2 separate regions of the Homo sapiens genome follow, and region 1 is linked to region 2. A link is a loop called in an ENCODE intact Hi-C map of the cell type or tissue named here. Cell type or tissue: Caco-2. All regions are shown on one strand. Each heading gives the region's core, and the rest is flanking DNA. Links, peaks and the distances in the headings are about the cores only. Region 1 overlaps TMEM150C (transmembrane protein 150C). Region 2 has its middle 22 kb from the start of LINC00575.

Evidence for each region. Peaks named below come from ENCODE experiments on the same cell type or tissue, not always from the same donor. Only the 100,000 strongest peaks of a DNase experiment are listed, where the experiment ranks them.
Region 1: a loop joins it to region 2, with 7 times the contacts of the local background. A loop is called at or near these places in 1 of 110 quality-filtered maps.

What each region holds. Positions count from the first base shown.
Region 1 is chr4:82,523,255-82,534,733 of GRCh38, reverse strand. All of the region lies in intron 1 of TMEM150C (transmembrane protein 150C), which reads left to right. Among named protein-coding and RNA genes, the nearest start is that of TMEM150C, 33 kb to the left of the region's middle. RefSeq lists an enhancer at 2,544-2,838. In Caco-2, for the core only: no CTCF peak of the experiment used is centred there; DNase peaks (open chromatin) are centred at 2,803, 8,973 and 9,923.
Region 2 is chr4:82,593,767-82,605,245 of GRCh38, reverse strand. No RefSeq gene overlaps it. Among named protein-coding and RNA genes, the nearest start is that of LINC00575, 22 kb to the left of the region's middle. In Caco-2, for the core only: no CTCF peak of the experiment used is centred there; a DNase peak (open chromatin) is centred at 5,695.

The DNA of each region.
Region 1 (11,479 bases), core at 2,366-10,365, 71 kb after region 2:
GGAGCATGTTAAGAAGACAAGTTTCTTGAAAACTTACCCTCCCTCTGCTCCAATTCTATAAGATGGGCATCTGTAAACCAGGAATCTGCATTCTAATCAGCATCTGAGGTGATGTTTGAGGCAGTAATCCTTGGACCCCATTTAGAGATACGCTGCTGTAAAGTAATCTGCACAGAATTGATAACTCTTTACTGTCTCTCCATTTATTTGGGATGTCTTTTTATCTTTTAGCAAAGTTTTCCCTTTATATGTTACATCTTGCACATTGTAAATGGCTTCTTTTTTCTATTATATCTTCTAATTATTTTTGCAAGTACACAGAAAAGCTGTTGATTTTTAGATATTTATGTTGTATTCAGCCACTTTGCTAAGCTCTATTGTTAAATGTAATAGTTTTTCAGTTAACTCTTTTGCAGGGGTGAGGTGAGGGGCTTGGTTGGTAAATAAGCCTATCACCTGGAAACAAATTATTTTTGCCTCCTCCTTTACAGAATTATACTTGTTATTTCTAGCTGTTCACATTGTCCGAAGCTTCCAGAACATTGCAAAATAAACGTTGCAAAATAAACACTAATAGAACCCACCCTTAATTTGTTCCCATAACAACCCTGTAAGTTGGTGGCCTACTCTTTCTTTATATTCTAAGTTTTATTTTCTAGAATAGCAATTTCTTACCAACTGTGAGAGACTTTGTTCTCAAATGTAGCTTGTCTGGCAGAACTCCAGTTACCAAAACCAAGATTTCAAAGGGGATTAGGGATCGCACCAACTTTGGTTTTGGATCTGTAACTAAATTCAGTAATGTGAAAGTTCTAGATGGTAACCTCTTCTAAAACAAACCAGATTTGTTAGTATTGAAACCTGGACTGATAGGTAACTTTTTTCCTGATTTACATTCTTTCATTGTGCGGATAACATTTCTGCGGCTTTATATTTTATTGAGAGGCTGATGCTTTGAACTTGGTCTTCCTTATTTGTTTCTACAAATCTAGCTTAACTACTCCTTAAACTATGGTCATTGAAAAAATTATCAAAGTACTTACTGGCATGTTTGAGAAAGCTGCCTGACAATCCATATATTGAAAAGATGGAGTTAAAAGAGATCTTTCTGCAGTACCAATTGATAAAACTGGTTACGAGATCTAAGGACAGTAATAATTGATGTCTTTTTTGTTTGTCTGTTTAAGACATAAACGGTAGATATGTAAAAAAATTGATAAATAACTGTAAAACTGCATCAGCTCAAAACTGTGAGAGTTGATATATTTTGTTCAGAAATAAAATTGGCTTGTAGTTTTCTTTTTTTGGAGATATGCTTATCAGTTTTTGGCATCAGAAATAGCCTATAAAAAAGTTTGAGTAGCTTTCCATAATTTTCCATATTTGAGCATAATTGATTTAGCATTAAAATTAGCTTTTCTCTAAAAGTTTGCAACTGTTAAAGGATAGTTGTCAGAAAAAGATAAATTCATGGCTCTCATACAAATATATAAATGAATGCGTTACTTTATGGTACACGTTAATTAGTGAGGGAATCAGGCAGATGTTATAGTTATAACCAGTTAAAAAGAGAATTCAGAAAGTGGACACATCTATGGACCAACAACATTGATTCATAAATATTGAAATAAATGTGCAAATGGAAGCAAAACTCATTGTTTTGTGGCAGTGTGGGAGAAAGAATAGTCAATTAAACGTTTACTTGAGGCCGGGCGCAGTGGCTCACACCTGTAATCCTAGCACTTTGGGAGGCCAAGGCAGGCGGATCACGAGGTCAGGAGATCGAGACCATCCTGGCTAACACAGTGAAACCCTGTCTGTACTAAAAATACAAAAAATTAGCCGGGCGTGGTGGTAGGCACCTGTAGTCCTAGCTACTCGGGAGGCTGAGACAGGAGAATGGCGTGAACCCAGGAGGTGGAGCTTGCAGTGAGCGGAGATCGTGCCACTGCACTCCAGCCTGGGCTGCAGAGTGAGACTCTGTCTCAAAAAAAAAAAAAAAAGTTTACTTGACAGAACAGAATTTGCATGTCTATAGACAAGAATTATTTTGCCTTGCTGTAACCTATAACTTAAAGTTCTATGTATATACAATTATAGATGTATGTATATACATACATATATACACACACATACCCCCATCAGTACATATATATATTATAGATACTTTATAACGCTACTTTGCATATCTTTCTTAAGACACTTGATATTTTAATTTTCTAGAAGCAGCTCTAGGATTTCTTCATGTTAATTTTGCTGTCTTAAAAAGCTCATTGATTGTCGCTTTTACTTTGTTATTGTCACCCTCGTGGTTTCCTTATATGTTTCTTTCTAAATTCATGAAGAGGGTGCATCTTTTTCTCTTCCTTCCCTCCTTTCTGTCTCTACTATAATGAAAATATCTAAGACCACCAATTTATCCCTGAATATAGCCTGGGCTGCATCTTCCTACATATTTGACAAATCCAGAAATATTTGCATTTCAATTTGCATTCTCACCAGCATTGTCATTTTGATTAAAAGTTTGCTAACTTGATAAGCAAACATGTTATCTTGTCTTATTCATACTCTCTTTTCAGCTCTTATTATCAGCCTATACAAATGCTCAGTACTAATGTGCTGTTTTACTGTAGCTCTCTCAAAAAACAAAATCTTTCTTTGATCCTGACTGTTCTTTGAACTATTGCTCCATCTGTTTGTTTACAGCCAAAGTTCCTCCCATCCCTTTCTCAACTTAATTATAACCTGGTTTCTGACCCTGTGCCCTACTAAAACCTTTCATGCCAATGTCACCAGTGACCTCTGAATTGCTAAATCCAGCAGACTCCTCTCAGTGCTAGTCCTGGTTGAACTCTAAGGACATTTGACATTGTTGACCACCTCTTTGTCTTGCACCTTTCTTTCCTTGGCTTTCATGACAACATTCTTTCCTCATTTTCCTCTATTTCCATGACCTTTTTTTTTTTTTTTTTTTTTTTTGAGACAGAGTCTTGCTCTGTTGCCCAGGCTGGAGTGCAATGGTGCAATCTCGGCTCACTACAACCTCCACCTCCCGGGTTCAAGCACTTCTCCTGCCTCAGCCTCCCACGTACCTGGGATTACAGGTGTGTGCCACTACGCCCAGCTAATTTTTTGTATTTTAATATAGATGAGGTTTCGCCATGTTGGCCAGGCTGGTCTTGAACTCCTGACCTCAGGTGATCCACCCACCTTGGCCTCCCAGTGTTGGGATTACAGGTGTGAGCCACCATGCCTGGCCCTTCTATGACCACTTTTTCAGCCTCCATTCCTCCATTGCCCCCTAAACATGAGTGTTCTCCTTGGCTCCATCCTTTCTTCCCATTCTACATAGTCCACCTGGGTTATTGCAACAGTGACCTTGACTTGAATCAGCACCTCTATGCAGCTGACTTCCAAACCTGTCTTTAACCTCTTCTGAACTACAGGTTATATTTCTATCCTCGTACTTCTCTCCTAAATGTCTCGAAGGCATCTCAGTGCAGCTCATCCAGACGGGTTTCTTCAGGCACCTTATTTTTCTTCTTGCTATTCCTGTCTTAGTTACTAGATCTTTACTCCTTACTAAGTCTCCATCTTTGCTGCTTTTTATTTTGCTGTATCTGCCTTGCCTTGGCTCCATTTGCCATTGATATGGTTTGGATCTGTGTCGCCACCCAAATCTCATGTCAAAATGTAATCCCCAGTGTTGGAGGTGAGGCCTGGTGGGAGGTGATTGGATGATGGGGGTTGTTTCTAATGGTTTAGCACCATCTCCCTAGTGCTGTCTCAGGATAGAGTTATCATGAGATCTGGTTATTTAAAAGTGTGTGTTACCTCCCCATTCACTCTCTCTTGCTCCGGCCATGTAAGACGTGCTTGCTTCCCCTTCGCCTTCCACCATAATGGTAAGTTTCCTGAGGCCTCTCCAGAAGCTACTATGCTTCCTGTACAGCCTGCAGAACTGTGAGCCAATAAAACCTCTTTTCTTTATAAATTACTCAGCCTCTGGTATTTCTTTATAGCAGTGTGAGAATGGATTCATAACAGCCATCTACCTTTTATGCCATTGTATATTGGCTGCTGATCACTCTGTGGAGACAAACTTAGGAATTCCAGGCCAATTTAGGCCTTCAGTGTGGAACAGGATGTGGTTTTTTTGTTTGTTTTGTTTTGTTTTGAGACAGAGTCTCGCTTTGTCATCCAGGCTGGAGTGCGGTGGCGCGATCTTGGCTCACTGCAAGCTCCACCTCCCGGGTTCACACCATTCTCCTGCCTCAGCCTCCCGAGTAACTGGGACTACAGGCACCCGCCACCACACCCGGCTAATTTTTTGTATTTTTAGTAGAGACGGGGTTTCACTGTGTTAGCCAGGATGGTCTCGATCTCCTAACCTCGTGATCCACCCGCCTCTGCCTCCCAAAGTGCTGGGATTACAGGCTTGAGCCACCGTGCCTGGCCCCTGAACAGGATGGTTTTTATAAGTCTGTTCACCCTCCTCACACCTCAGGGATTACTCCAAACTCATATCTCTTCACTCCCCTGTATCTCCCACTACCTTCTCTCTCTCTTGTTTCTTCCATCCCTCCTTTGCCCTCCCTCTGACTCCATCTCTCTCACTCTCTCTCTCTAGAGAGAGAGAGAGAGAGAGATTGAAAGAGAGCAAAAGGCATGATCCAAGCCTTTCACTTTCCTGTGTCTCAGCCCTCCCCTCCTGGGCTGAGGGCCCGTCCTCTGAATTCTCCTGCAGCACATGGAGCCCTACACATTCCCTCCCTCTTTCCATACTTTCAGCCTCTACTTCTTTCCTATTAACCATAAAATATGCTCAATTCTCTATTTTTTGAAAAGCAGATTTCTCTCTTAATTTTTAGGTAGGTTTCCCTTTACTCATGCCTGCACATCTTTCCTTTCTTTCACAGCCAAGCTTCTCTTGAAAGTAACCCACATTTACTTTCTCTACTTCCCCACCTCCCTTTCATCTTACATCATTGCAGTGGGAAGTCTGTCTCCACAGTCCTGCTGAAACTGCTCTGATAAAGGCCATCACTGATCGACTCACTAGCCAATCCCTTGACCTCTCTCCAGCCCTCACCTGTGGCATTTGAGACAGTTGACCACTCCTTGACCTTCATAACAAAACTCTTACAGGTGGGCATAGTGGCTCATACCTGTAATCCCAGCACTTGGGGAGGCCAAGGCAGGAGAATCGCTTGAGCCCAGGAATTTGAGTCAGCCTGGGCAACATAGTGAGATCCCATCTCTAGAAAATGTCAAAAAAATTAGTCAAGCATGGCACATATGCCTTTGGTCCCAGCTACTTGGGAGGCTGAGATGGGAGGATTGCTTGAGCCCAGGAAGTCGAGGCTGGAGTGAGCTGTGATTGTGCTACTGCACTCCAGCCTGGGCAACAGAGCAAGACTCTGTCTCAAAAAAAAAGAAAAAGGAAGGAAGGAAGGAAGGGAGGGAGGGAGAGAGGGAGGGAGGGAGGGAGGGAAAGAAACAAAAAACAACTCTCTTGTGCTTCTGCTGTTTCTCTGATCGTTCCCATTCCCCTTCCTTGGCAGCATCCCCTTTGTCCTCCCACTGCTGGTGCTTCTCTGTCTTTGGCTCTCCTGTGCTCTGTGCTCTCCTCCCCTGCCTTCCCGCTGGCTCCTCTCTCCCTTCACACACTCTCCGTGTGTGCTGACTGCCCCCTGCTTTCATGTTCCCTCTATTACCACTCTGTGTAGACTCCCAAATCAACACGTCCAGCCTGACCACTTACCTGAACTTGAGACCCTGGTTGTCTCCTGCCTTCTGTACATCTCCACTTTTGTGCCTCAAAGACACCATAAAACTTGATGCATCCAAGACAGTAGGTAAAGAGGACAAGGATACTTTGGGAGGCCGAGGCGGGCAGATCACGAGGTCAGGAGTTCAAGACCAGCCTGGCCAATATGGTGAAACCCCGTCTTTACTAAAAATACAAAAATTGGCTAGGCTTGGTGCACACCTGTAGTCCCAGCTACCCAGGAGGCTTAGGTAGGAGAATCACTTGAACCCAGGAGGCAGAGGTTGCAGTGAGCCAAGATTGCACCACTGCACTCCAGCCTCGGTGACAGAGACTCCATCTAAAAAAAAAAAAAAAAGGGACGAGGAAAAGTAACTAGAAATAGTAAGAGAGAGAGGAGAATGAGAGAGGGGGCTGTGGGCAGGGGAAATTAATTTCCAATGAATTTTTATGCATATCTCCATTTGCCTCTGCTCTGTTTGGAACACGTGCCATCTTCATCCCCACCTTTTTTCACTAGAGCTGTGGTTCTCAAAGTGTGGTCCCCAGGCCAGGAGCACATCAGCATCACCTGGGAACTTGTAGCAATACAAATTCTCAGGTTTCACCTGGGGCCTACTGAGCCAGAACTTCAGAGGTGGGGCCCAGCAATTTCTGTTGCAATAGCCCGTGCAGGTGATTTTGATGCCTGCTGAAGTTCGAGAGCCCCTGCACTGGTGAATGACTCATTCTTCATGGCCCAGCATCAGTGCTGCTTCACCTGCAGAGCCTTCCCTGGTCCTGTCAGTTAGAACTAATGACTTTCTCCTCCATGTTCCTGTAGTACTTTATTCATGCCAATTATATAGCATTTATTCTATCATAGTTAGCTCTTTAAGAATCCTCCTCCCCCATAGATTATGAGGTCTAAGGTTAATATTAATCTTTGTATTTCTAGCACTGGCCTAGTGCCTGTGCAAAGTGGACATATATTACATTATCACAAATTACTTTTATTTTTCCTGCTCCTTGCCTTTTCTTCTTCCTTTCTTCTTTGCTTGAACCTGACTTCGGGATATGAATAAATTACCAGAATGAGACCTTACCAATGAAAGGTAATGTTTTCATTGGATTCAAGCTTTCAACCCGTTTATATCTATCTATCTGTGTCAGGGTTCAAAGAGAAGCAAAACCATGATGTATACACACACAGTTTACAGGGATTTGAGCTTACTTAATTGTAGAGCTGGTTAAACTGTGTGAAGCTGTTTTCTTCACTTCTGATGCTGGAGTTAGAAGTCCACTGGGCAGAGAGTTAGGAAGGGACAGATCCATGGGAAGAAGGCATGGAGGGAGAGCACAGGGAAGCAACCTACCACAAGCTCAACTAGAACTCATGAGCATCAACCCGGACCCACAAGGACTCTGGAACCCGGTCAGCCCTCGTCAGCCTTGATGGTGTGAGTGTCCTGCAGAAAGAGGGTACCTTTCGTCGTGGAGCTAAACACACTCCTGACCCAGCAGTCAGAGAAGCCCAAGAAGCATCTAGAGGAAGGGGGAGCAGTGGCAGGCCCAGCAGATGCCCCACACCAAGTAGGGGAGCCACAGAAAAACAAGTACGTGTGCGAGCTGTGAAAGCACCTGCCCTGATCCTCGGAACATAAGAACAGAGTGGCTCTGAACATCTAAAATTATTCCAAAATAAAATGGGAGCATTTTTGTAAATGGCTGCTGCTTCACTTTCACCTCCAAATTACGTGTGAAAATGTCTCTTGTGTCCATTCTCACCGGAAACACACAGGTAAGGAAACTCTGGGAAACACAGATCAGGTGAGCCAAGGTGACACAGTACAAAGCCACCACAATATCTACATGACTGAAGCTGAAATACCTGAGGTTTACTCTGTGAAGTAAAATAGGAGATATGGGCAATTATTTGCCAAAAAAAAAAAAAAAAAAAAAAAAGACCCAGTATGATCTGGGTGGTGAGGGAAACCTTTCCTAGATTGGCTGACAGTGGAATCGGTTCTGGAAAGATGGGTAAGAATTACACGGGGAAGACATGCCAGGGGAGACAAAATCATGATTCTTAACCGAAGACCCTCGGTCACCAGTGAAAGGCATAATTACGCTCAGTATGTAGTCTTTACTGAGGTAGGATAGACTTCAGAAAGACTATCAGTAAAGATCGAAAGCGAGGCCATCTAGTTTTAATTAATTAGAAGACCATCTAAGCATTATAATTAATTGAGAGGTTTTTGTAAGTGGTGAGTGTCATAAAGCATAATAAAGTTTAGTTGTAGTGACAATAGCCCAGGAGTTTGGATTCAACCACTTACTAGCTGTGTGACCCTGAGCAAGATATTAAACCTCTGTAGGCCTTTATATTTTCATTTGTAAGTTGGCAGTAAAAATAGTCTCCACCTTACAGAGCTGCTGTAAGGGATTAATAAGAGAATCCATGTAAAGTACTAGGCAGAATGTTAGGCACAGGGCGTATTAACTGCTGCCAATATCCTGTCATCATCATTATTATTGTTGTTGTTATTATTTCCCAAGGAAATACTTTTTTAGGCAGGGTGATTCCAAAGGCCAAATGATATGTTTGACCATTCAAAGTACCTGGCCAATTGAGCAGATAGGATCTAGCACTGACTGCCAGAAGAAATGTGTTCTACTTGTTCTTATTGCTTCCTTGGATTCAAATATAGTTGTCCTTATCTCCTCATCCACAACCCCAAAATGTTTTTCTGTACTTTCCTATCAAAGTTTTTTATCTTGGGTGAGAGCAGTGGCTCACACCTATGATCCCAGCACTTTGGGAGGCCAAGGTGGGAGGATTGCTTGAGCCTAGGAGTTTGAGACCAGCCTGGGCTAAATGGTAAAACCCTGTCTCTACTAAAAATATAAAAATTAGCCAGGTGTGGTGGAGTACACCTGTAGTCCCAGCTATTATGGAGGCTGAGGTGGGAGGATCACATGAGCCCAGGAGGTGGAGGCTGCTGTGAGCCATGATCATGCCACTGCAGTCCAGCCTGAGTGACAGAGCAAAACACTGCCTGAAAAGCAAAAACCAAAACAAAAGAAAATGTTTTTTTTTTTCTTTTGCCTAAGAAATGGGCTTTGCAGCCTTTCTCCACTACCTGCTTTTATCAGGCCTTGGGCAAGGACGGTTTTACAACCCAGGGAGCAAACCACAGCCACCCTGCCCACTCATGAGGCTGTGTGCATGTGATCATATGGCCTCCCTGTGGCAGAATTTAGGGACTTGTCTTGTGGGGGCTCAGAAAAACAGACTAATGTCCATCCACAGCCGTGGGTGTCATTTCGTAACCATATTCAAAGCTGTTAAGCATTTTTCTGCCAGAGAGAAAGGGCTGGATATCTTTTCATCTTTGTTAAACAATGAAAAACAAAGAATGGAATGTTATCTTTTAATTAAAGAGCTATTCTATCCCCCTTTCTTTATCCTGAATATTGAGTTTTCATAAATCTTTATCTCCTGTAAATCTTCAGTCTCATCCCTCCCACCTCCCATCGTTAATTAGATTTTCTGGTTTGTAGCCACTTGAAGTGGAGAAGAATCACTGAACTAGACTTTGGAAACAATACAGTTCTGGTTTTATTACTCAGTTTCAGCATGGATCAGATTCTCAGAATGTACTTTCATTTACATATCTGTCTTTTATAACAAAATCTACAGATCCTATCAATGCAACAATTTTTTTCTCCTTTACCAAGCCCCAACTGACTTTATTCCAAACACGCAAATTCACTAGCAGAGTACATTTTAAAGTTTCTATTCATTGAAAGGTGTGTACTGCCGGCCCTGTCTCAGCTGCGTTTGCAAGAATGAAATGCCTCAAGTGTTCTTTGTATGGTCACCTCCTACCTCCAAAATATTTCTTGAATTCATTGATTTCACAATGCTTGATTCAGTATACCTGTGTCTCTCTGAGAACATTGCAATAGGTTCCTGCTCCCCCAGTACTATAGCCATGCTGTAATCCTCCTCATCGGTAAAAATCCTTCTCATTTAGTTTGTAATCACACCGTGTTTCTGTGCCTTTGTTTGAGCGGTCCCTTACCCAGGATGCCTGTCTAGCTTTATCTACTTGGTGAATTCCTTCCAGACCATCTTAATGTCACCTCCTCTATTCATCAGTCCCAGCTTCCTCAGGTGGGATTATGTTTGCCTTACTCTGGGCTTTGTAGGACTTGTTTGCATTATCAAAGTTGCTACATTTGCATTCGTGATTACGTAATTGTGTCTGTCTCCTCCTCTAGATGCCTTCAGGTTAGAGTCTGCCTTTTTCATAATTGTACCTTCCTACTACCCAACAGAATACCTGACCCAGGGAAGGCACTGGGTAAATACTTGTCAAGTGAATGAAAATCTCCTTTTTCAGTGGTTATATAAATAAGAAGGAAAGACATCATAAAGACAATTACTTGAGTAATTTTCTGCAGAGACTAAAGAAAGCTGCAAGTAATTTGTTTGCGATTTAAAAGAAGTGGGTAGATTAAAAGAAATTCACAGCTAAATAATGAAACGTGGGGGTCCCAAGACACATGTCTCTCTTTTTAGAAATGTCTACCTAAATGTACAATGAATGTTTTTGGAAAAAGAAAAAACAGATTTTTTTTTCAACACAAAAATCAAAAAATAAAATACTTATGAAATAAACTTAGATTCTGTAACCTAATTTTGAATTATGGTCATGTTTTAGTTGCTGTGTTGTTTTTGTTTTGTTTTTCGCGTGATCTCGGCTCACTGCAAGCTCCGCCCCCCGGGTTCACGCCATTCTCCTGCCTCAGCCTTCCGAGTAGCTGGGACCACAGGCACCCACCACCACGCCCTGCTAACCTTTTTTTTTTTTTTGTATTTTTAGTAGAGACGGGGTTTCACCGTGTTAGCCAGGATGGTCTCAATCTCCTGACCTCGTGATCTGCCCTTCTTGGCCTCCCAAAGTTGTTGTGTTTTAATAAAGTAGGTTATTTGAGGCCAGGTGTAGTGGCTCACACCTGTAATCCCAACATTTTGGGAGACGGAGGTGGGCGGATCACCTGAGGTCAGGAGTTCAAGACCAGCCTGGCCAACATGGTGAAACCCCCCCCATCTCCACTAAAAATACAAAAATTAGCCAGGTGTGGCGGCAGGCGCCTATAATCCCAACTACTCAGGAGACTCAGGCAGGAGAATCACTTGAACCCAGGAGGTGAAGGTTGCAGTGAGCTGAGATCACGTCACTGTACTCCAGCCTGAGTTATTTAAAAAAAAAAAAAAGTTATTTGTGTTGTAGGAGTTATTAAGAAATTATTTTAGGCAAATAGAGAGGGAAAGGGGTCTTTGGGAAGTTTTCATTTTTTAAAGCATTTCCGGAAAGTTTCTTGTAAGGCCCCACCAGGCCGGCAAACTTTGATATACAAATGCAGGCCATTAGAAACTGGGTCCACCCAAAATGGCGATTCCTGCAGCCTTCTCGCCCTTGCCTCACATGTTCCTGGCAACATGGCCACCCCCACATATCCCCACGTGTGTAGAACATCATGGCAATGCATTTGCATATTAAAAGGCTGGGATGAGAGGGCCAGCTTTCTCGCAGGGCTACGTAAGTGACATGCCTAGTCAAACCAATCCCCTGAGCCCTATGCAAATCAAACACCGCCTCCTCCAACCTCTGTATATACACCTGACTGGTATCCATGACAGGTGGGGACCTCCTCTTT
Region 2 (11,479 bases), core at 2,365-10,364:
TATCATCTACTCTGTGAAATATGTGTGCTTTTAAATGAAAGGACAACATTGAAAACTTGGAAAAGCAGCCATCAAAACATGCTCCCTTGAAATGTGGCTGGATCTGTTTGTAATGGTTTCTTTCTTCTTAAGAGATTTGAGCGTTTTTTGCCCCTCAATAGTTTTGTCAACAACTAAACTGGCAGCAAATGAAAACTAGAAGACCTACTCAGACTCTGAAAGTAAATCTTTCACAACCTACTATTGCAATTTACTTTATTAAAAAGACCCTCTCTGCCTTTAAAATACTGCCCTAAATTTCAAATACTTGAATATCTTTGTCCCACTGATAACCAACTTCTTCATAATTTGGTACTTTAGTTTTATCACATTGCAAAATTTTAGGTAGCCAGATATCCAAATGTTTTCAAACTAAATTCCTGCTGTTGCTGTTTAAAATGTATATGTGTGTAGATGTATGTTTGTGCACATGTGTATGTGTGTGTACACGTGTATGTGTGTGTATGTGTATGCATGTGTGTCTGGTGTGTGTACATGCATATGTGTGTGCACATGTGTTTGTGTGTATGTGGGTGTGTGTATGTGTGCACATATGTGTGTGCATGTGTGTGTGTGGCATGTGTATTCTGGTTATCTATCTAATGCTGTGTAACAAACTATCCCAAAACTTGATGGCTTAAACATCAATCATTTTCCCATATTTATTGTCTGTGGGTTGAGAACTTGGGCAGGGCTTTCCTGGACAATTGTTATGCTCTGTATCACAGCAATGAGGTCACTCTGTGGAATTCAGCTGGTGGTGGGGCTAGGTTGGAGGGTCCAAGAAAGCTTTATTCACATGTGTGCCTCCTTGGCAGGAACAACAGGGAAGCCAGGCCCCTTTTTCTCTCCGTGTAGTCTCAAGAGCCCCTTTCTGTGGTCTCTCTAGCAGGGTTGTCAAACTTCTTACATGGTGGCTCAGGACTCCAGACCGTGTTCCAAGAGATGAGGGTAGAAGCTGCCAGTCTTTAAGGCCTAAAGGGAGCCTGGCACAGGGCCACTTGCATTGCATTCTATTGGTCAGAACAGTCCCAAAACCTGCTGGATTAAGAGGAAGTGACATAGACTTCACCCCTCAAACAGGAAGAGTATCAGAGAATTTTGTAGCCATGTTTAAGCTGCTACAATATATATTTAACTTTTTATTATGGAAATGTTAAATATATATAAAAGTTGACAATCAGTATGCAAACCTCTATGTACCCATCATTCAGCTTCAACAGTTGTCAACTCATGGCTAATTTGTTTCATGTATACCCCACCCACTTTCTCTACCCCTATATTATTTTAAATCAATCCCTAATACTAATTCATCCACTGCAGTTAAGTTTTATAGTGCTATGCTGAATAGAGGAGAGAACTTCTTTTAAAGGAATTATCTATTCATTTCATTTCACAGACTTTTCTTTGTTAATACCAACCTGCTCATACCTCTTAGAAGGTGTGTTTCTTCCAAGAAATCTCTATTTGAACAGACACAACAAGCGCTTTCCTGCCTATGTTCTGGTGAAACACAAACTGGACTAGGAGTCAGGAGACCTGGGGTCTAGCATCCCAGCCACTGACCAGCTATGGTAGATGATAATCATAATGATAATAGTTAACTCTTACTGAGTCCTCACTTGACTCCACATTCATTGTTTCACTTCTACGATTATTCCCATTTTACAGATAGGGTTAGAAAAGTTAAGCAACTTGCCCAGGATCAAAGAATAGCAGAGGTGGGATTGTATCTAAATCACACTAGGCCCTATTTCCTCCTGGATCCAATGTGGTCAATCATACAAACTCAGCCTACTTCACTGGAAAATTATATATTAAATGCTCAATAAACCACTTTGACAATACTTCAATATCAAATCGCAAAACCTTTTGAAATAGGTAATATATTTTCATGGCTCAAAAGTCGAAACAATATCAAACCGTGACGGGTCTGGCTCCCCTCCTCTTCCATTTATCTCATTCCACTTCCTATTTTCTCTGTACAAGTAAGCATTTTTATTATTTATTTATGCAAATACAGCAAATGTGAATGTGTGTATTATTGTTTCTCCTTTTTCTTACACAAAAGTAGCGCCTTTATGTGTTTAATCTGTATATTCCTGTACCAGCAAATAGCTTTCTCATCTTGTTTGATAGCTGCCTAGAATCTCATTATGTGGACACATCATCATTCATTTAACAAGTTCCCCATGGATGGACATTCAATTTTCCCCAACCTTTTGCTATTACAGACAGTCAGTGGCAGAACCTCTTAGTTCCCTGGTTTGTTCAGTGCTGCCATTTCTCACCCACTTCTGATGTTTAATACAAGAAATTCATCAGGTTTGACTTAAAGAACTATTCCTTCTTTCAGAGTCTTCTGATCAGGGCACCCCCAGGCACCTAAGAATCCGAACCCACAAATGTATCATTATCATCATCCCTTGTTACCAATCTTGTCTAGGTTTGCTTATTTTAAAACTCTGCCCTATACTCCTAGGTCGGTGTGAGCTTGCTGGTCTAAGGTCTGATATCTTAGAAGAAGTACTTCTGGGAAAAGGTATCTTGAAGTGTGTGTTTCCTTTATCACAAATTTGTGCAATTGAAAACCCATGCTAGATGCACTAAGGACATAGCCCAGAGAGATATATGATTGTTGACTTAAAGAGAGATAGGAGGCACAATCCCAAGGGATGTATCTCATGACTTTACGAGTTTCCCCTTGCTTTCCTCTCTACTCTTGAAGACAAGGAGTAATTCTACAACTGACTTTAAGAAGACCGAGTTTGTTGTGGCCTATGTGTGGTGATGTCAAAGATGGCCCTGGATTTTCCTCATTTCTCTTCCTTTTGTCATTGCCTGAAATTCCACCAATTACAGATTTATTTGGGTTTAAAGTATCTCATTTGAAAGGTAAATATCTTCAGTCATTCATATCTTAACAAAGATTGCTGTTCTATATTACCCTATCCTAACACCTAGTACAGATCAGCCATGCTGAGCTAGAATATACTGAGGGTTGGAGAGTGTGATCATTTTGGAGCTAGTGGAAAGGTGAGTGGGAAGGGAGCCGAAGGGGGAACAAATCCAGGATGGTGGAGGCCGAGAGCTCTTATCACCTCCTCCATAGAAGGAAAGGGAAGGGAAGCAGAGAACAGAGACGTGCAGAAGAGAACTGGGTGGGCCTGAAAGGAAACATTGCCCTCTTCATAATCTTGCCCAAGAGTAGTTCTCCTTATTTGGACATACTTACCAAGGATGTATCCATTGCCTACTGTTTGTCAAGGCTTACTATTCCAACTGTAAATCGGAATCTAGAGATGGCAGAACAATGTCTAGCCCGAAAATACACGTTGGTATATGTAGTTGTTTGGATAGCAGTATCATTAGCACTGTGGTTTAACCACAGAACATTTTGTTTCATGGTCTGGATTTCAAAATTCTCAAACATATCATTATTCCCACCCCAAAAGCAGGCCAACTACCTAGACTAGGGCCAAGATTTTTAAGAAAGGACGGAATGAGGGGAAGGAAAGCAATACTCGCATTTTGAAAGAACTAAGTTAGTGATTTCTAAAACAATTCAACAGAAAAGAATCTCAGCTTTATGGACGTATCAGTCCTCCATCCTCTCCTCTGCAAAGACTCCCCAAGCAGCTGACATCTTTAATATAAGGTACCATGCTGCCCTGTAAATGGCAAAGTAGTCTAATGCAGCATCTGTTTTTTCATAGATCAACCTCAAGGGATCAAAAAAATCCCATCATGCAACCATGTGTGCTGAACCCTTTGCAGGCTTGGCAGATATTAAGCAATAGTGTTCTACTTCCCACGCTTCTGCCAGGATTGTCTTTTTGTTTGTTTGCTTGTTTTGACAAATCTATGTAGTTTCTGGGTCTCCTTTTGATTTTTTAGTTCATCCCCATTCCTCCTCTCCTGGCCACGGTAAATACTGTACATTGATCCCCTCCTCCCTTCTCTCGCTATACATTATATTCTGTATTATTTACTGTGACATAAATGTTATTATTTAAGCAACACAACAATATTAGTAGTTAACAGTTGCAATTAGTAGTAATTAATAGTAGGACTAATTAAATAATACGTGTTAGAAAAAATAACAATGTTTTTTAAAATAAACTTTTTATTTAAAAATAGTTTTCTTCAGCTTTTTTTTTTTTTTTTCAGAGACAGGGTCTAGCTCTGTTGCCCAGGCTGGAGTACAGTGGTGCAATCCTGGCTCACTGCAACCTCCACCTCCTGGGCTTAAGCAATCCTCCTGCCTCAGCCTCCCAAGTATCAGCTTCTATTTTATATTTACATTGTACTTCATTCTTATCCCCTGTTGGAAGACCCCATTGCTGAGCTACAGGAAGCCAGATTGTGGGATGTGCTTGAAGAATATTTCAAGTAGCACTAGTCGCCTGTGAAGAACACAGGCCAACAAGTCAGATCATGATAACGTGGGTAAACTTTGATAACAACATTTAATTTTCCTGTGCCTTAGTTTTTTCCTTCTGTGAAATGGAATTATTTTAAAAAATCTTTTAAAATAGTACTTAGCATAAGCACTTTTGCATGCACTATCTCATTTGCCCCTCAAAACAACCTCATTAGGGTGGATATTCCTATGCACAGACCAATCTGACTTTGGTCACTGTTAGGTGCTGCAGACATTGTTGGTTCCTATACACCCTTCCTTCTTTGCCAACAGGACACTGATTTGCCAGGTGTCCCTCCCTCAGGGAAGAGGACTCTCACCCAGCTCAGTGGCGAGCCCTGAATAGCCCAAGCCAATCATGATGATTTTCTTCTCTCTGCTGGTGGTTGTTTTGGAGGTGGGCAAATGATCCAGTTCTGGCTAATGAAACAAGAGATGAAGGTAAGGGAGAGGGGGAGGAGAAGCTTCCAGGAAAGTCTTCCAGGTCTTAGATGAGACAGTCCTTCTGGACCTCATGCCTGCGTCTGAGATCTAGAACTGCGGAAACCCTCTTGTGTCTATGTGGGGAACTAGCCCAGGGGAAAGCCAACAAGTTAGGATGACAGAGGGAAAAGACGGAAGAATGCAGGTCCTTGATGATGTCATTGAGCCAATGAATTAACCAAGCCTAGATGCATCCTGCTTTAGGACTTCATATTACCTGTTACAGAAAGCAGTAAATCTGCCAGGCACAGTGGCTCACGCCTGTAATCCCAGCACTTTGGGAGGCTGAGGCGGGTGGATCACGAGGTCAGGAGTTCGAGACCAGCTTGGCCAACATGGTGAAACTCCATCTCTGCTAAAGATATAAAAAATTAGCCAAGCACAGTGGCATGTGCCTGTAATCCCAGCTACTGGGGAGGCTGAGGCAGGAGAATTGCTTGAACCTGGGAGGCGGAGGTTGCAGTGAGCCGACATCGCGCCACTGCACTCCAGCCCAGGGGACAGGGCAAGATGCCTCCTCAATTAAAAAAAAAAAAAAAAAAAAAGGTAAATCTCCTTTCTGATTGCCAGGGTTTTCTGCTCTTTGCAGTGAAAGACAACTTAGATAATGTGTCAAAGCTTAAGGTAGATTTGAGTCTTTTGGCTCCAAAGGGACCAGTCGGCTCTTGTGAGTCTAAGTACTGTCCCTGAGGCCTTGAACAGTGGTTCCTGACCCTGATATACATTAAAGCCACCTGGGGGCACTCAAAACATGTTTATGCCTGGCTCTTACCCTCACAGGTGCTGATGCAATTGGCCTAGGTCGGGGTCTAGGGCTTGATAATTTTTTAAAACCTCCTCGGGCAATTTTAGTATGAGAACCATTGGTCTAAAAGCACCAGAGGACACAAGAGATGTATTTTAGGACTCTTTTTCCTTCTCAGTGCAGTCCTGCCTCCTCTCCCCCACCCCACCTCACGTTCTTAGCCGCTCCCAAATATAGGGTGACCGTACATCCTGATTTAGCTGGGACAGCCCCAATTTATCACTATTGCCATGGCATAATTATCAATAGCAAACCTCTTTATTCTCAAAAGTGTCCCAATTTGGAGGATTGGTTGCCCTAACTAAAAGCCCTCACAGTGGTGCTGGTTTCATGAAGACTCTGCCCACTACCACCCCTTTATTTCAGATCGATGTGTGCCTAGCCCAGGGTTGGTAGGAGGCTCAGGTGTGAAGAGAACCTATTCAGCTTTCTAGAATTTTTTGTTTTGTTTTGTTTTGTTTTGTTTTTTGTTTTGAGACGGAGTTTCATTCTTGTTGCCCAGGCTGGAGTGCAGTGGCACGGTCTCAGCTCACTGCAATCTCTGCCTCCCAGGTTCAAGCAATTCTCCTGCCTCAGCCTCCCAAGTAGCTGGGATTATAGGCACCCGCCACCAGGCCCAGCTAATTTTTGTGTTTTTAGTAGAGACGGGGTTTCACCATGTTGGCCAGGCTGGTCTCAAACTCCTGACCTCAGGTGATCCACCCACCTCGGCCTCCTAAAGTGCTGGGGTTACAGGCATGAGCCAGTGTAGCCAGCCTAGAGTTTTTAATAAGTGTTTCAGTCCCCGCCTTAGAGATTTGAGAATTAGGGTAGAAGAGGGGTAAATTGGGAATTAGGAGAGAATCCCAGATGTCTTATAGAAAGTTAAGTATTCCCTGAGCTATTTTTAGGTCCTAAATTCTTTGTTACCACTCTGGTGTGCACACAGTCCTGCCTGAAGTCAGGGGAACATTTTAAGTGTTCCCCCCAGGTTCTCCCCATCCCCAGGATTCTCTGATAATGCACATCCTGCTGCAGCTTTTCAGAATTGGAAGAGGAAATTGCACCGTGGGAGCTGCTGAAGCAGAAGAGAGCTCTTGATTTAAGATGCTGGAGTGATACTCAAAGCAGATAGTCGAAGCATCCAGCAGAAGAAATTGAGAGGCCTGGAAAGCAAAAACCAAGAGAGAGATATTGAGTTGCTTTACAATGAGCTAATGAAGGTTTAGGAAGTTTGCTTGGGGTTAATAAGGCACTCTGGATATCATGCAAGTTGCTAACATATGGATGTAGAGGAAGCCAGCTTTGTCTACCAGGGCAGAGCAAGCGGAGTCTTACCTGAGAATCAGAGATCTGATGAATCTTTTGGGGGAAAGAAGAACTCCAGGAAGCTGTGATGAAGACTCCTAAACAAGAAGGGACCATCGAGGCCTCCCTCTTTCACTTTCTTGGGCAGTGCCTTAGGTGTTTGGAGAGGTTACTCTGTGGGAAGGCAAAGTCGAAGGCCCTAAGAACTCTCTAGAAACCCTGGTCAGTTGTTGAGAAATGGAAATTCTATAGAACGAAACATTTAAAAGTTGGAGAACTCAGGAGTTCTTTTATCCAACTCAGAAGAGATTAGAAACTGAAGAGCAAGTTTCCTGCTCTTGCCCTAGAGGCAAGAGAGCTCTCCCCTCCCTCTAGAAGAAAAGCAGGGTTAACTGCGGGAACTGTTTCAGTTATGTATTACCATGTCACAAACTACTCCAAAACTTAATGGCTTAAAAAAAAAACCACCATTTATTTGGTCGCAGTTTTGCTGTTAGGTCTGCGTTAGCCTGGACAATTCAGGTTTCTCCATGTAGCATCTCCTGGGGACAACTTGACTTTCAAGTTGGCGTGCTCACCTGGCTGGCCAGCTGGGGCCGGTAGACCCAGGCCTTGACTCTCTTCCCTGTTGGCCTCTCCAAGTGGCTGTTTGGGCTCCCTCATAGCATGGAAGCTGGATTCCAAGAGGGAAAAAGAGGAAGCTGCTGGTCCCACTTAATGGCAAGGCTCAGAACCAGCATAGCATCACTTCCACTGTATTCTACTGACCAAAGCCCAGATCATAAGCGGAGGGGTGGAGAAAGAGTTTCCATCTCTCAGTAACAAAAGTGACAAAGAATTTGCTGCCATCTCTAATACTCTACATGGGCAGTGAAAAAAGTTAACCATTGAATGTCACGATAAATGGCTATGGAAGTATAACTTCAAGGTTGTCAATGAGACAATGTCTGGCTCTCCAAATGGGAGGGAAAGAGAAATTTGGAGGGTTCAGTGTTTCTGGTGATTCATTAGTAAGACAGCAGAAACAAAGGCCATTGTCATTGTCACTGCTACTGTAACTCATACTCCTGGTCTTACTATTAAATTTGTGTAGGGAGGAGAACACACAATACATATCTATACCCCAAAACTTTAACATTTAAAAGATTGACATGACTTGAATTATTTCATTTGAAAGCATTAGGTTAAAATATGTGCAAGATCATATAATAGGTCCTAAATCAAATATAAAGTGACTCAAAATGTGGTTTCTGTCCTCTGGGAGCTTTTCCATTGACTTAGCAAGTAAGAGCCAACCATGTGCCAAACACGGTACTAGGTATTAATAGCAGGGGGAGGCAAAGCTGGAAATACCAGTGCCTCCACCTCTTTCTAGATAAAAATATGAACATAAAGATTATAAGGCCATCAGGCCGGGCACAGTGGCTCGCTCACACCTGTAATCCCAGCACTTTGGGAGGCCGAGGTGAGCAGATCACAAGGTCAAGAGATCAAGACCATCCTGGCCAACATGGTGAAACCCTGTCTCTACTAAAAATACAAAAATTAGCTGGGTATGGTGGCACGTGCCTGTAGTCCCAGCTACTTGAAAGGCTGAGGCAGGAGACTCATTTGAACCCTGGAGGTGGAGGTTGCAGTGAGCCAAGATCATGCCACTGCACTCCAGCCTGGCAACAGAGTTAGACTCTGTCTCAAAAAAAAGATTATAAGGCCATGTAACAAGTATGACCCAAGCTCCGTACATGATAAGTTATGTATGTGTATAGTAGAAGAAAGAGTAAAGATAAACAACTCAAATCTTAATGATGGGATTATGAGTGGGCTTTTGCTTTCTTCTTTACACTTAATACTTGACTATTTTCAAAAATGAACATTACTTTCAAGATAGAGCACATATTTTAAAATGCAATATAATGTTTTAATAGAGAAATGGCCAGAATGCTCTGGGATCCCAAAGAGAGTCCCTGGCTCCTCCTGGAAGGAGAGGAGAGAAGTTCACATCAGCCTCTTACAGTGACATCAAAGTGACATCAAAGTCATGGCTTGAAGGGTGAATAGAAGTTGCAGTTGATATCTGTCTTTTTGGATAAACCTTTTGTTTGCAGGAGCATTCTTCATTGTGCGTGGTACTGTTGACCCCCTCAAGGAAAGTCAGAGGCTAAGAGGCTCCATTTCCTTCCCTCTTTCTTAGAAGCCAGGGCATGTACAGAAAAACTAAATTCAGCCTGCCAGACCCCCTGCCCAGGATGTTGAATCTGGTGTGAAAGGCACAAAGAAGGGATGGGTAGAATTTATGTACAATAAAACGGGGGCCAGCAGCAACACTGCTGAGCAGGAGCAGTGGTGAAATCCTACTAAAAAATAGCTGTGGCCAGGCTATTTTAAAATTATATATATATAATTTATAAAACATTATAAGTATATGCTGAGTTTATTAGCAAAGATGCAGTAGAAAAAAGTGGCATCAGCTAGAGAGTTGGAGAAGAGAAAAGAATAGTTATTCTAGACAGAAGGAAAGGTCTGTGTGGGTTGAAGAGATCTGTGTGCATTTAGGAAGCTGGTGGTAAAGTATAGTTCAATGCAGCTGAACCATGGATGAGTAGCAAAGGAACTTGCAAGGTTGTTGGGCACTAAATTCTAACGATGCTGAAGCTAGGACATAGAACTTGGACTTTATTTGGTAGTTAACAGGGGAACACAGAGGGTTGGTGAGCTGCGAGTGTCATCATGCAAGTGACGCTTAACGATGTGAAGTCTGGTGGCCATGGATAGAATGGTCAGTTAGGAGCTACTGCAACAATGTAGGATGAGATGGTAACACCTTGAATTAGGCTGATGGCCATGGGAATGGAAAGAACTAATGTGCAAAAAGCTTTATAAATAAGGATTTGTAAACTGGCACCTCCTCTGCTAAGAAACAAAACAAAACAAAATGATTTTAGCCCAGGTGCAGTGGCTCACACCTGTAATCACAGCACTTTGGGAGGCTGAGGTGGGTGGATCACCTGAGGTCAGGAGTTTGAGACTAGCCTGACCAATATGGTGAAACCTCATTTCTACCAAAAAATACAAAAATTAGCCAGGCATGGTGGTGTGTGCTTGCGGTCCCAGCTACTCAGGAGGCTGAGACAGGAGAATCGCTTGGAGACAGGAGAATCGCTTGATCCCAGGAGGCAGAGATTGCAGTGAGCCAAGATCACACCACTTCACTTCAGCCTGGGCAACAGAGTGGGACCCTGTCTCAAAACAAACAAAAAACCAAAAAACCCAAAATGATTTTAGACATACATGTGTATACAATCACTGTTTATAAATCAGCTATGTTTTCTTTTATACACAGACTATAACATACCACATAAGCCAGTTATAATTATCTTCAAGTAATAGAGTGGTGAATTTATTCCATACATTATGCAAAATACACAGGATATATAGAGCCAGACAGAAATACAATGCATCATTCCATGAAAGTGCTTGTTGTGTGTGCATGTGTGTGCGTGTGTGTGTGAACTTGGAATGTGCTATGCAGCAGAAAACTTAAACTGTAGATGGATGTCTCGAATTCCTCTGAGGAATCAGACTGTTTCTTGTAAGTCTGCTCTTACTGCAGTTGGAATTGCTGATGAATACAAGGGACCATTGCTGAGTAAGTGGGAGTTCATCGCGTTTGACTATGGAAAAAACTCTGATGGGTCCAAGGACAGTGACATTTAAACAGCTCCTTAGCAAACAGGATGAGCCAAGGCAATTATGTGATACATTGAAATTCCATTTACAACCCTCCTTCTATCATGCAATCAAGTCTATTGATTCTACTTCCTAATTATATTTGAAATTCGCACCCTATTCTAGTCTAACCCCTCACTGTCACCCCAAAACTCAACTCAAAACCACCTTCTTAACTGCAACATCCCTAGTCAAAGTCAAGTCCCTTGCTCTCCCGTGAAGGAGACTGTCTGCTTTTGTGTTGCCCCTTCTCAGCAAGTCTGTGCTCATGGGCCTTGCTAAACAGGCGGCAGGCTTCATGACTCCTGCCCCCAACCACATTTGGGCCTGACTCAGGACTGACCTATCAGATTATCTTTGTCGGTAATTTGGAATTGGGACCCAGCGAGTCTAATTAGCTGTAAGTGGTGGATCTGAGCATGATGTAGAGGCTGGAGCTTGATGCCCTTTTGGGGGAAGCCAAGGTGAGCCTCATAAAAACAGAGCAATGGGACTAATCTGGAAAGAGAGAGAGGAATAGAGCTGCCAAAGCAAATGGATACAAAAGACTCCATTACCCCCAGAAGGAATGAGAAAGATGGGGAGATAGAGACAGACTACTAGCTACTCTGGTTTCTGATATTTCAGGTTCCAGCTCCTGGGTCTTGTGAGGCCAGAATGCACTTCCTGCCTTGAATTCCACGACATTTTCCTACATCCTTATAATAAGCCCTCCT